Regions from separate parts of the Homo sapiens genome. Here region 1 is linked to region 2. A link is a contact called in ENCODE Hi-C or POLR2A ChIA-PET data. All regions are on one chromosome and are shown on one strand. The core of a region is the stretch at or near the end of the contact, and the rest is flanking DNA. Distances in the headings are between cores, read along the strand shown.

The links. A loop is a pair of places that touch in the nucleus more often than their neighbours do. ChIA-PET counts read pairs that join two places held with the same protein, here RNA polymerase II (POLR2A). Pooled maps may share reads with other maps.
Region 1: a loop to region 2 is called in a pooled map, with 7 times the contacts of the local background. The contact joins the promoter of MFSD12 here to the promoter of TLE6 in region 2. A Hi-C loop is called at or near these places in 1 of 37 single-sample maps with no recorded cell type and 4 of 50 pooled maps. POLR2A ChIA-PET finds 5 or more read pairs at or near these places in 1 of 52 experiments (WTC11).

What each region holds. Positions count from the first base shown.
Region 1 is chr19:3,555,433-3,561,884 of GRCh38, reverse strand. It overlaps MFSD12 (major facilitator superfamily domain containing 12), which reads left to right and starts at 4,299. Exons shown (of 10, transcript NM_174983.5): 1 at 4,299-4,779. The coding sequence starts at 4,482. RefSeq lists an enhancer at 3,460-3,754 and silencers at 3,864-4,413, 4,454-4,523, 4,704-4,873.
Region 2 is chr19:2,974,538-2,980,107 of GRCh38, reverse strand. It overlaps TLE6 (TLE family member 6, subcortical maternal complex member), which reads right to left and starts at 2,544. Exons shown (of 17, transcript NM_001143986.2): 1 at 2,498-2,544; 2 at 1,824-1,910; 3 at 1-8. The coding sequence starts at 1,874. RefSeq lists a silencer at 2,513-2,822.

The sequences.
Region 1 (6,452 bases), core at 3,050-5,549, 580 kb before region 2:
AACATAGCAAGACTTCCATCTCTGAAAAAATTAGCCAGGTGTGGTGGCAGGCACCTGTAGTCCCAGCTACTCAAGAGGCTGAGGCAGGAGGATCTCTTCAGCCCGGGAGGCCAAGGCTACAGTGAGCTGTGGTCACACCACTGCACTCCAGCCTAGGTGACAGAGCAAGACCCTGTCTCTAAAAATAAAAATTAATAATAAAATAAAATAATAGAGCATGAAGTGGTGTAAGACCTCCTAGGGATCTTGTGGGATGAAAGGAGATGAGGAATGGGAAAAACATTAGTTTTTTTGTTTTTGTTTTGAGACTGAGTCTCACTGTGTCACCCAGGCTGGAGCACAGTGGTGCGATCATAGCTCACTGCAGCCTTCGTTTCCTGGGCTTCAGTGATCCTCCCACAGCAACCTCCGGAGTAGCCAGGACTCCAGGTGTGCACCACCACACCTGGCTAATTTTGTTGTTGTTGTTGAGACAGGGTCTTCCTCCGTCGCCCAGGCTGGAGTGCAGTGGCGCGATCTTGGCTCACTGCAACCTCCACTTTCTGGGTTCAAGCGATTCTCCTGCCTCAGCCTCCGGAGTAGCTGGGTTACAGGCACCCACCACCACGCCTGGCTAATTACTGTAATTTTTTTTTTTTTTTGAGATGGGGTCTTGGTCTGTCCCCCAGGCTAGAGTGCAGCGGCACGATCTCAGCTCACTGCAACCTCCACCTCCCGGATTCAAGCCGTTCTCCTGCCTCAGCCTCCCGAGTAGCTGGGATTATCTGCGCCCGCCACCACGCCCAGCTAATTTTTGTATTTTTAGTAGAGACAGGGTTTCACCATCGTGGCCAGGCTGGTTTCGAACTCCTGACCTCGTGATCCACCCGCCTTGGCCTCCCAAAGCGCTGGGATTACAGGCGTGAGCCACCGCGCCTGGCCCAATTTTTGTATTTTTAGTAGAGACGGGGGTCTCACCATGTTGGCCAGGCTGGTCTCGAACTGCTGACCTCAAGTGACCCCTTCACCTTGGCCTCCCAAAGTGCTGGGATTACAGGCGGGAGCCAGGATCCCTGGTCCCTAGGCTAATATTTCAAAAAGTCATCTTTCATTTCCCTCAGAGGACTCTAAAGGGGAACGTGCCAGGAGGACTCTAAGTGGGAACGTGCCAAACAGAGAGGAAGGAATTGAGGTTCTTATCTCTCCTCAACCCTTTATCTCCCCGAGTCGTCTGCCCCTTATCTCTCCTCCTTCCTTTCTAGGTTCTGTGTCTTGACCTCTTTTACCCCTCCCGCCCATTTTCAGTCTAGTTTTCATAAAACAGTGTGTGACCTGCATCACCGTGGGCAGCCGGGGCCGTGGACCCCTTGGCTGTTTGAGCCTTGGGTTTTGTTTTGTTCTGGTTTTTGAGACGGATCTTCGCTCTGTCGCCCAGGCTGGAGTGCAGTGGTGCGATCTCAGCTCACTGCAACCTCAGCCCTCCCAGGTTCAAGAGATTCTCCTGCCTCAGCCTCCCAAGTAGCTGGGATTACAGGCACAGCCACCACGCCCAGCTATTTTTGTATTTTTAGTAGAGATGGGTTTTCACCATGTTGGGCAGGCTGGTCTCGAACTCCTGAGCTCAAGTGATCTGCCCACCTTGGCCTCCTAAAATGTTGGGATTACAGGCTTGAGCCACCGCACCTGGCCTAATTTTTAAAATTTTTTATAGAGATAGGGTTTCAGCACATTGCCCAGGCTGGTCTTGGACTCCTGGGATCAAACAATCCTCTCACCTCGGCCTCCCAAAGTGCTGGGATTACAGGCATGAGCCACCATGGCAGGCCAATTATATAACTCCTGTACCCGTTCTAGATCAGGGGAGACCCAAGCTCCAAGAGGTTAAAAGACTTGTCCCAGGCTGGGCGCAGTGGCTCACGCCTGTAATCCCGGCACTTTGGGAGGCCGAGGCGGGCAGATCACAAGGTCAGGAGATCGAGACCATCCTGGCTCACACGGTGAAACCCCCGTCTCTACTAAGAATACAAAAAATTAGCCGGGCACGATGGCGGGCGCCTGTAGTCCCAACTGCTCCGGAGGCTGAGGCAGGAGAATGGCGTGAACCCGGGAGGTGGAGCTTGCAGTGAGTTGAGATCGCGCCAGGGCACTCCAGCCTGGGCGAGAGAGCCAGACTCCGTCTCAAAAAAAAAAAAAAATAAAATAAAAATAAAATTACAAAAATTAGCCGGGCGTGTTGGCGGGCACCTGTAATCCCAGCTACTCAGCAGGCTGAGGAAGGAGAATCTCTTGAACCCAGGAGGCGGAGGTTGCAGTGTTCTGAGATCGTGCCACCGCACTCCAGCCTGGGCGACAGAGCCAGACTCCGTCTCAAAAAAAAAAAGACTTGTCCCAAGTGGAGCAGCAGAGAATCAGTGGAACCAAGTCTGGATCCAACGATTCTCCTTCCATACTGCAAGGACCTTTTGTTTTGTTTTGTTTTGTTTTAGAGCTGGGGTCTTGCTGTTGCCCAGGTTGGAGTGCAGTGGTGCAATCATACCTCACTGCAGACTGCAAGGCCAAATATACTGCTGTAGGCCGGGCGCGGTGGCTCGTGACTGTAATCCCAACACTTTGGGAGGCCAAGGCGGGTGGGTCACTTCAGTTCAGGAGTTTGAGACCAGCCTGGCCAATATGGGGAAACCCCGTCTCTACTAAAAATACAAAAATTAGCTGGGCGTGGTGGTGGGTGCTCGTAGTCCCAGCTACTCGGGAGGCTGAGGCAGGAGAATCGCTGGAACTCGGGAGGCAGAGGCTGCAGTGAGCTGAGATTGCAACACAGCACTCCAGCCTGGGTGACAGACGGAGACTCCATCTCAAAAAGAGAGAGAGAGAGAGAAAGAAAGAAAGAAAACTGCTGGAGACCCGCCCGATGCAGAGGCTCATGTTTGTAATCCCAGAGCTTCTGGAGGCCAGGGTGGGAGGCTTGCTTGAGACCAGGAGTTTGAGGTCAACCTAAGCATCATAGTGAGACCCTGTCTCTCCAAAATTAAAAATACAAAAGTTAGCCACATGTGGTGATGCGTGCCTGTAGTCCCAGCTACCTGGGAGGCTGAGACAGGAGGATTACTTGAGCCCTGAAGATTGAGGCTGTAGTGAGCCATGATTGCACCAATGCACTGCAGCCTGGGCCACAGAGCAAGACCGTTTCTTTCTTTCTTTCTTTCTTTTTTGAGGCGGCGTTTCACTCTTGTTATCCAGGCTGGAGTGCAATGGCGCGGTCTTGGCTCACTGCAACCTCTGCCTCCTGGGTCAAGCGATTCTCCTGCCTCAGCCTCCAAAGTAGCTGGGATTACAGGCACCTGTCACCACGCTCGGCTAATTTTTGTATTTTTAATAGAGACGGGTTTCACCTTGTTGGCCAGGCTGGTCTCAAACTCCTGACCTCAGGTGATCCGCCCGCCTCGGCCTCCCAAAGTGCTGGGATTACAGGCGTGAGTCACCGCGCCCGTCTCAAGACCCTGTTTCTGAAATAAATAAAAAGAGGAAAGAAGAGAAAATGCTGCTGGAAGGAGTAGGGCCTGAGTTAGGGGGAACCGCACACACCCCCTGGAGGAACTTGAAACCCTCAGTCCGGTGACCCGTTTGTGGGAGGACGTTGGTTGGACGGGGAGGGTCGCGCGCACAGGCCTGGGAGTCACAGACGCCTGACTCACTGCGAGCCTCGGGCAACTCTGTTCCTCGCCTGTAAAATGAGAGTGAAATTTGCGTCACCACGTGGGGCTCTTTGCAGGCAACGCTCGTTAAAGGCCAGCTGGTACTATTATGTTGATTACCCCCATCATTACCGTTAGTAACCAATTAATTAGTGTTGTTGCGTCCTCTCCGCGCCCGATCGCGTCTCTCTAGGCCGGGGAGTCAGCGGACCCCGAGGCCAGCTCGGGCTCAGACCTCCCCCCAACCCCAAATCCAGAGCCCGTCCCACTCGCTCCACCCCGGCCCGCAGTGGGCTGTCCAGCTCCGGGTGGACTGGGGTGGTGCGGGCCTGGAGGCCGGGTCTGGGTGGGAGCCGGCGGTGCCCTCTGGTCCATTTCCTTCCCCAGTCTATGGGGGTGCCGGCCACTCCTGCGGCGCGCTCGGGGTTCGCCCTCATACCCGGCGGGCGCTAGGACCGCGTGGGCGCCCGTCGTAGAGGCGGAACGAGCCCTGCGGCCACGCCCCTCTCCTCTCTCCTTGGCGATTGGCTGCGGTTCCCCGGGGCGCGGCTCCGATTGGCTCAGGCACCGGAACCTCCCCGCCCTGCCCCGCCCGGCGCAGTCGCCCGGCTCTGGGGCCCGGCGGCTGCAGAGTCGAGCGTGGGGCGGACGCGGCGGACGTGGGTGAGGGCGCGGCCGTAAGAGAGCGGGACGCGGGGTGCCCGGCGCGTGGTGGGGGTCCCCGGCGCCTGCCCCCACGGCACCCAAGAAGGCCTGGCCAGGGTACCCTCCGCGGAGCCCGGGGGTGGGGGGCGCGGGCCCGGCGCCGCGATGGGCCCGGGACCCCCAGCGGCCGGAGCGGCGCCGTCCCCGCGGCCGCTGTCCCTGGTGGCGCGGCTGAGCTACGCCGTGGGCCACTTCCTCAACGACCTGTGCGCGTCCATGTGGTTCACCTACCTGCTGCTCTACCTGCACTCGGTGCGCGCCTACAGCTCCCGCGGCGCGGGGCTGCTGCTGCTGCTGGGCCAGGTGGCCGACGGGCTGTGCACACCGCTCGTGGGCTACGAGGCCGACCGCGCCGCCAGCTGCTGCGCCCGCTACGGCCCGCGCAAGGCCTGGCACCTGGTCGGTAAGCGTCCCGGCCCCGCCACCTGTCGGGCAGCCCCTCCGAGACTCCGCGACCCGGGCGCCTCCTCCCTCTGACTCACCACCCGCCGTCTGCCTGCCTCAGGATCGGAGTCTCCCCTCGGTCTGTCTGTCCCGTGGCCCGAGCTTCCCTGCACTGTCTGTCCACGGCCTTAACCTCCCCTATGTATCTGTCTGCCCTATGAGCTGAGTTTTCACCCCTCTGTCTGTCCCCTGGCCCGAACCTCCCCTGTCTGTCTGTCTGTGCCCATGGCCTGAGCTTCCTCCATCAGTCCCACCACCCAGCCCCCTCTCTCTGCCTGCCTGGGACCTAAGTCTCCCCTGTTTGTCTGCCCCATGAGCTGAGTTTTCACCCCTCTGGCTGTTCCGTGGCCTGAGCCTCCCCCGTCTGTCTGACTACCCAGTGGCCCCTCTGTGGTGTCACTCCTGAGCCTCCCCTGCCTGTCCCACCATCCAGCATCCCCCGTCTTTCTGCCCCATGGCCTGAGCCTCCCCCGTCTGACTGTGCTGTGCCTCCCCCATCTGTCTGACTGTGCAGTGCCTCCCCCATCTGTCCAACTGTGCAGGGCTTCTCTATCTGCCTGAGCCATGAGCCTCCCCCATCTGTCTGTTTAACTGCCCCGTATCCCCTCTGTCTGTCCCTTGGTCCAGCCTCCCCTGTCTGCCTCAGAGCTGCTGTCTGACCTGCGGGGCCCTCACCATCTGACTACATGACTTTCTAGTGGGAATGCCTTTGTTTGTCTGAGCCCCCGGGCCACCCTGAACCCTCTGGAGGGTTGGTGGTGACTGCTCAGCGCCTCCTTTGTCAGTCTGTCTAGCCTGAGCTCGTCTATTAGGGTGACCAACTGGGACAGCTATGGCTGAGGGACAGTCAGGCCCCCTAGAGCCTCCTCTCTCTCTGTGTGTTCTGCCAGGGCAACCTGGTGCGTCAGCAGTTTGAGGGTGCTGCTCCGGGAGTTGAGAGTTGGGAGCCGCCTGGGTGGGACTGGAGGGTCAGGGGTCTCTGCCCTGTTCTTGCATTGCCTCTATCTGTCTGGCCAGGGTCAGGGACCCCCTAGGTCTGGGGGAGCTGCCCTGATTAGAGAGGGCTGTTGGGAGGGCAGGAGGCTGGCGTCATGGGCTGGGTCACCCTGCCCCAGTGCCCATCGATAAGACTGCAGGGCTGCCTCCCAGCGGCCCTCCTCTCCCCTCCCGGACCCTGGGCCTGAAGATTAGCCGGCCTCCTTCCCTGCTCTTCTTGCCCTCACAGAAGTGCCGGCTGCGTCCTGGCATTTGGGACACATGTGGCATTTCAGCAGGCAGGGCCAGGAATCCTGCTCAGTTCTTGGAATTCCAGGTGGCAGGAGGGGCAGGCGGGTGCCTCCTCACCCTTGGGAACAATGACTGGGATGGGTGGTTGGACCCAGGATCTGGGTGATGACATTTTTTGCAAGAGGCAGTGGATCTCCAGTGGTCTGAGGGTGGCAGGCTCCGCAGCAGGCACAGCTTGGGGACTGGAGTTTCATGTTTCCTATGTCCAGGCTATTCCTGGGGTACCTGAGGCGGCGGCAGACAGGGAGGGGACCGGCTGTCCCTTCCTTTGTGGTTACGTTGGGATTGGTTGCTGAGCGGAGCCCAGGGCCCCAAATGCCTCTTTGATCATAATAGTTGGATAAG
Region 2 (5,570 bases), core at 1,295-3,794:
GGACAAGGCTGGAAAGGTCAAAGCAAGGTTACATAAAACTTACAATGCTCCAACACCCAAGACCCCCGGTCTCCACCTCAACATGGCATAGGCATTAGGTTGGTGCAAAAGTAATTGTGGTTTTTGCTTTTTTTTTTTTTTTTGGAAACCGAGTCTTGCTCTGTCGCCCAGGCTGGAGTGCAGTGGCACAATCTCAGCTCACTGCAAACTCTGCCTCCCGGGTTCAAGCGATTCTCCTGCCTCAGCCTCCCGAGTAGCTGGGATTACATGCGCCCGCGCCCCCCTCCCCCGCCCGCCCCCGGCAACACACCTGGCTTATTTTTGTATTTTTAGTAGAGATGGGGTTTCACCATCTTGGCCAGGCTGGTCTCAACCTCCTGACCTCATGATCTACCCGCCTCGGCCTCCTAAAGTGCTGGAATGACAGGCATGAACCACCGCGCCCGGCCTCTCTTATTTCAGTAAAGAGCATCTTCCATTTTGCACTTTGGCCTAAAGTCTAAAATGTTCACCACATTCTTGTGATGAAAATAGAAGCACAAAATATTTTTAAAAATAAAAGTCCGGGCAAGGTGGCTCATGCCTGTAATCCCAGCACTTTGGGAGGCCGAGGTGAGCAGAACACCTGAGGTCAGGAGTTTGAGACAACCCTGGGCAACTCAGCAAAACCCCGTCTCTACTGAAAATACAAAAATTAGCCGGGCGTGGTGGCGCGCACCTGTAATCCCAGCTACTCGGGAGGCTGAGGCAGGAGAATCACTTGAACCTGGGAGGTGGAGGTTGCAGTGAGCCGAGATCGCGCCACTGCACTCCAGCCTGGGCAACAAGAGCAAGACTCAATAAAATAAAGTCTCTTGGCCAAGTGTGGTGGCTCACACCTATAACCCCAGCACTTTGGGAGGCTGAGGCAGGCAGATCACGAGGTCAGGAGCTCGAGACCAGCCTGGCCAACATGGTGAAACCCAGTCTCTACTAAAAATACAAGAAAAATTTGGTGGTCATGGTGGCAGGTGCTTGTAGTCCCAGCTACTCGGGAGGCGAGGCAGGAGAATCACTTGAACCCGGGAGGCAGAGGTTGCAGTGAGCTGAGATTGCGCCATTGCATTCCAGCCGAGGTGAGTGTGAGACTCCGTCTCAAACATAATAAAATCATAAAGTCTCAAAACAAAATATCCCTCATCTGACTCCTTTACAAAAAAAAACGTCTGCTCAGCCCTGAGAGCCTAAATTTACAAATGGTCATCTCTGGGACGCAAAGTGCAGGGAGCGGGGATTGCTTGTAAAACATCAACCAAATACATGATGTGTTCCTGTGTTTTTATCACATATGTGATTAGATGCTACATTTTTTTTTAGATGGGATCTCACTGTCACCAAGGATGGAGTGCAGTGGCACCATCATAGTTCACTGCAGCCTCAAACTCCTTGGGCTCAAGCCAACCCTCTGCCTCAGCCTCCCAAGTAGCTGCAACTACAGGCCCACGTCACTAGGCCCAGCTGATTCTTCTAGTTTTATTTTTTACAGAGACAGGGTCTCACTACGTTGTCCAGGCTGGTTTCAAACTCCTGGGCTCAAGTGGTCCTCCTGCCTCGGCCTCCAAAAATGTTGAGATTACAGTTGTGAGCCACAGTGTCCAGCCTACACTTAATTTTTTTTAAAAAACACGGCTCCTTGGCACCTGTCTTGAGTGTAGCAGCGACCAGTATTGTCTTCAGCTGCGAGGCCTGGGCGGGGCCAGCCCAGGTCACAGGTGGAAAAGGGGCAGAACCACATTGGGCCCGGGTTTCCCTTGAGGGCTGATCCCACCACATGCCCTCCTCACCGAAGTGCTTTTCGGGGGGCCCTTGGGTCTGGGCTGGTCCCTAGAGGTCATCTTCAAGGCAGTAGCCTCCAAGACTTTAGCCAGAGTCTAAAACAACAAGGAGACGGCAGGTCTTGAGGGACAGAAAATAAGGCAGTGCCAGGGAAGCAAGGCACCCGTTACCCCACCCGCACCTCCCAGTTTGGTAAGTCTCCAGGGACCCAATCCTGCGGTTCTCCCATGCGTTCCCTAGGTCCTGTCCTCACTTATCAATGCCTCCAGCTGCCCAGATTCATGGGGGCGGGGACCCAGAAAGAACTGAGCCTTGCCTCCCAGGCCTCACCCTAGGAGGCTGGGGTGGATAGTGCACATACACTCCCTGCTGGGGGCAGTCAGGGACGGGGGAGCCCAGGGAAGGTCGCCAAAGCTCAACCTTAGTTTTGAGACAATTTCCTAAAGCGCAGGGAGATCACTAGAAAGGGGTTTTGAAGGATGACTAGGAGTTAGCCAGGTGCATTAGGCGGAATTCATCAGACAGAAGAAACGACCTCTCTCCACCTCCATCCCTGCTGCAGCACCCAGCTTCTTCCTTGCCTCAGTCCTGCCCCTCCACGCCCCTGCAGCCCCTTCCCCGGCCGGGAATCCTGGAGTCCCCCCAGCCCCCTAGAACACGCCTGGCAACTCACGTCCCTCACCGGGCGGAAGCTGCGGAGGTCAGCCAAGTTCAGGCCAAGAGGAAACTCCTCCTTCCCCCACCGGGGGCCATTTGACCCATCGGGCCCCGCCTCGTCCCGCCTTGTCCCCGCCCCGTCCCGCCCAGGCCCCACCCAGCCGCCACCTGGACCGCGAAGCAGATCAATGAAGGCGCAGTAGCTGCACGTGGGTTCGGGCTCCGGGGGGGGCAGGCCTCTGGCGGCGCCGGCCAATAGCGAGGCCGTTTACGCACGTGGGTCGCGTACGCCCTCCCTGATTGGTCGGCTCTCCCCGGCCGCCGGCCATGCTGTCACTCAGCGAGCCGGGAGCCTCTGCTTTACCCTTTCGGTCCCGCTGCCGGGAAGGGCGGACTTGCAGAGCTATAGGCAATTTGGGGTCCCAGCGGGGGCGGGGATATTTAGGAGGGCGTGGGGCTTGAGGCTCAGAGGCTGGAACTTGGGCAGGGATAGGTGGCGAGTAGTTGCATTGTTTTACGCATTTTTAGCCTTGTCCGGAAGTGGCTTATGGCTGGAGGTGAGGAGTGGGAGGTGGGTGGGTTCAATCTTTAGCGCTGTCACCCCAATTCTTAGATACGGGCTAATTACATTTTCCTCAATATTAAATAACGTGCAATGCAAACGAAGCTTCAAGTCCTCTTTCTGGAGCCAACTTACTGGGTCCCCTTGATGGTCCCAGCCCCGGGCTATGCATTTATCACCGAATTTTCCCAACTGCTCTTCCAGCCCAGTGACAAAGGCTCTGAGAGCAGAAAGCGGGACAGCAGAGGCCCTGAGGCTGATACAGTATTGCCGGATGCAAGCGCGGGGTGGGAGAGAGTGGTGGGTATTCCAGACGGAGGGAATAGCGGAACCTCTCAGGCAGAGCTGGGCTGGTTACAGGAGCAGCCAGGGAGGCTAACGGGGCTGCGTGCACTCCGAACAGGCCTGGGATGATTTCCGAGAGGTAAGTGGGTTGCTGCAGAGCGAGAGAAACCTGCTGTGTGGGGTCGTGGGGATAGGAGTAAGGGGATTTCGGAGTTTTGTTTTGGCCTATTCAAAATATGAAGCCAAGTCACCATGGCTCACACCTGTGATCCCAGCATTTTGGAAGGCTGAGGTGGGAGGATTGCTTGAGGCCAGGAGTTGGAGACCAGCCTGGGCAACACAGTGACACCGCGTCTCTACAAAAAATTTAAAAATTAGCCAAGTGTGGTGGTCATGCACCTGTAGTCTCAGCTACTGGGGAGGCTGAGGCAGGAGGATGGCGTAAGCCCAGGAGGTTGAGTCTGGAGTGAGCTATGATCGTGCCACTGCACTCCAGTCTGAGCAACAGAGCAAGACTCCATCTCAAAAAAATATATAGCTATAATATATATAAAGTATATATATTATATATATAGTGGTCAAGCTGCAGTTCTGGAGTGAGAGCCCGTTTCTTTCTGTTTGGCCCAGGACCTGGTACTGGCATTAGCAGTTCACTCTGCCAGGGACAGTCTCTCTCAGACAGCCACCGGCTGGCTCCTTACTCCCTCAGCTCCCTACTTAGAAATCACCACGTTGGGCCAGGTGCTGTGGTGCACGCCTGTAATCCCAGCACTTTGGGAGGCAGAGGTGGGTGGATCATCTGAGGTCAGGGGTTCGAGACCAGCCTGGCCAACATGGTGAAACCCCAGCTTGGCCGGGTCACACCTGTAATCCCAGAACTTTGGGAGGCCGAGGCGGGTGGATCACGAGGTCAGGAGATCGAGACCATCCTGGCTAACACGGTGAAACCCCATCTCTAATAAAAAATACAAAAAAATTAGCCGGGCGTGGCGGTGGGTGCCTGTAATCCCAGCTACTGAGGAGGCTGAGGCGGGAGAATGGCGTGAACCCGGGAGGCGGAGCTTGCAGTGAGCCAAGATTGCGCCACTGCACTCCAGACTGGGCGACAGAACAAGACTCTGTCTCAAAAAAAAAAAAAAAAAAAGAAAACCCCAGCTCTACTAAAATACAAAAATTAGCCAGGCATGGTGATAGGCACCTGTAGTCCCAGCTACTCTGGAGGCTTAGGCAGAAGAATCACTTGAACCTGGGAGGCGGAGGTTGCAGTGAGTCGAGATTGTGCCACTGCACTTCAGCCAGGGTGACACAGCAAGACTCTGTCTCAGAAAAAAAAAAAAAAAATCACCACATCAGGCCAGGCGTGGTGGCTCACGCCTGTAATTCCAGCACTTTGAGAGGCCGAAGCAGGAGATCACTTGAGGTCAGGAGTTCCAGACCAGCCTGGCCAACATGCTGAAACCCTACCTCTACTAAAAATACAAAAATCAGCCGGGCACGGTGATGCACATCTGTAATCCCAGCTACTTGAACCTGGGAGGCAGAGGTTGCAATGAGCCAAGATGTCGCCATTGCACTCCACCCTGGGCGACAGAGTACTCTGCCTCAAAAGAAGAAAAGAGTTCATGACCAGCCTGGCCAACATGGCAAAACCCCATCTCTACTAAAAATACAAAGGTCAGCTGAGTGTGGTGGCAGACGCCTGTAATCCCAGCTACTTGGGAGGCTGATGCAGGAGAATCGCTTGAACCCGGGAGGTGGAGGTTGCAGTCAGCCAGGATCGTGCCATTGCACTCTAGCCTGGGCAACAAGAGTGAAACTCCATCTCAAAAAAAAAAAAAGAAGGGAGGGAGGGAGGGAAGGAAGGAAGGAAGGAAGGATCTCATTGAAGAGACCTCCCAACCCTCCCTTCCCTTCCCTATATTTCCCTTTATTTCCTCTTTTTTTTTTTAAACACAGGGCGAGGGGGAGGGGAGTCTCAGTACATTGCCCCGGCTGGTCTTGAACTCCTGACCCCAAGTGATCCTCCCACCTCCACCTCCCAAAGTACTATGGATTACAGGCATGAGCCACTGTGCCGCCACCGGGCCTGTATCTCCCTTTCTTATTTTATTTTTTTCCGAATGTGGTTTGGATTGCAGCTAATCTTGTAATCTCAGTGGCTCCTGTGGCGGGAGCCTCCCACGATAGCTCTAAGCCCTGCATGTTCTAAATGCAGAGAATGCTGTCAGGATTCTCCTACAGAGACGCCTCC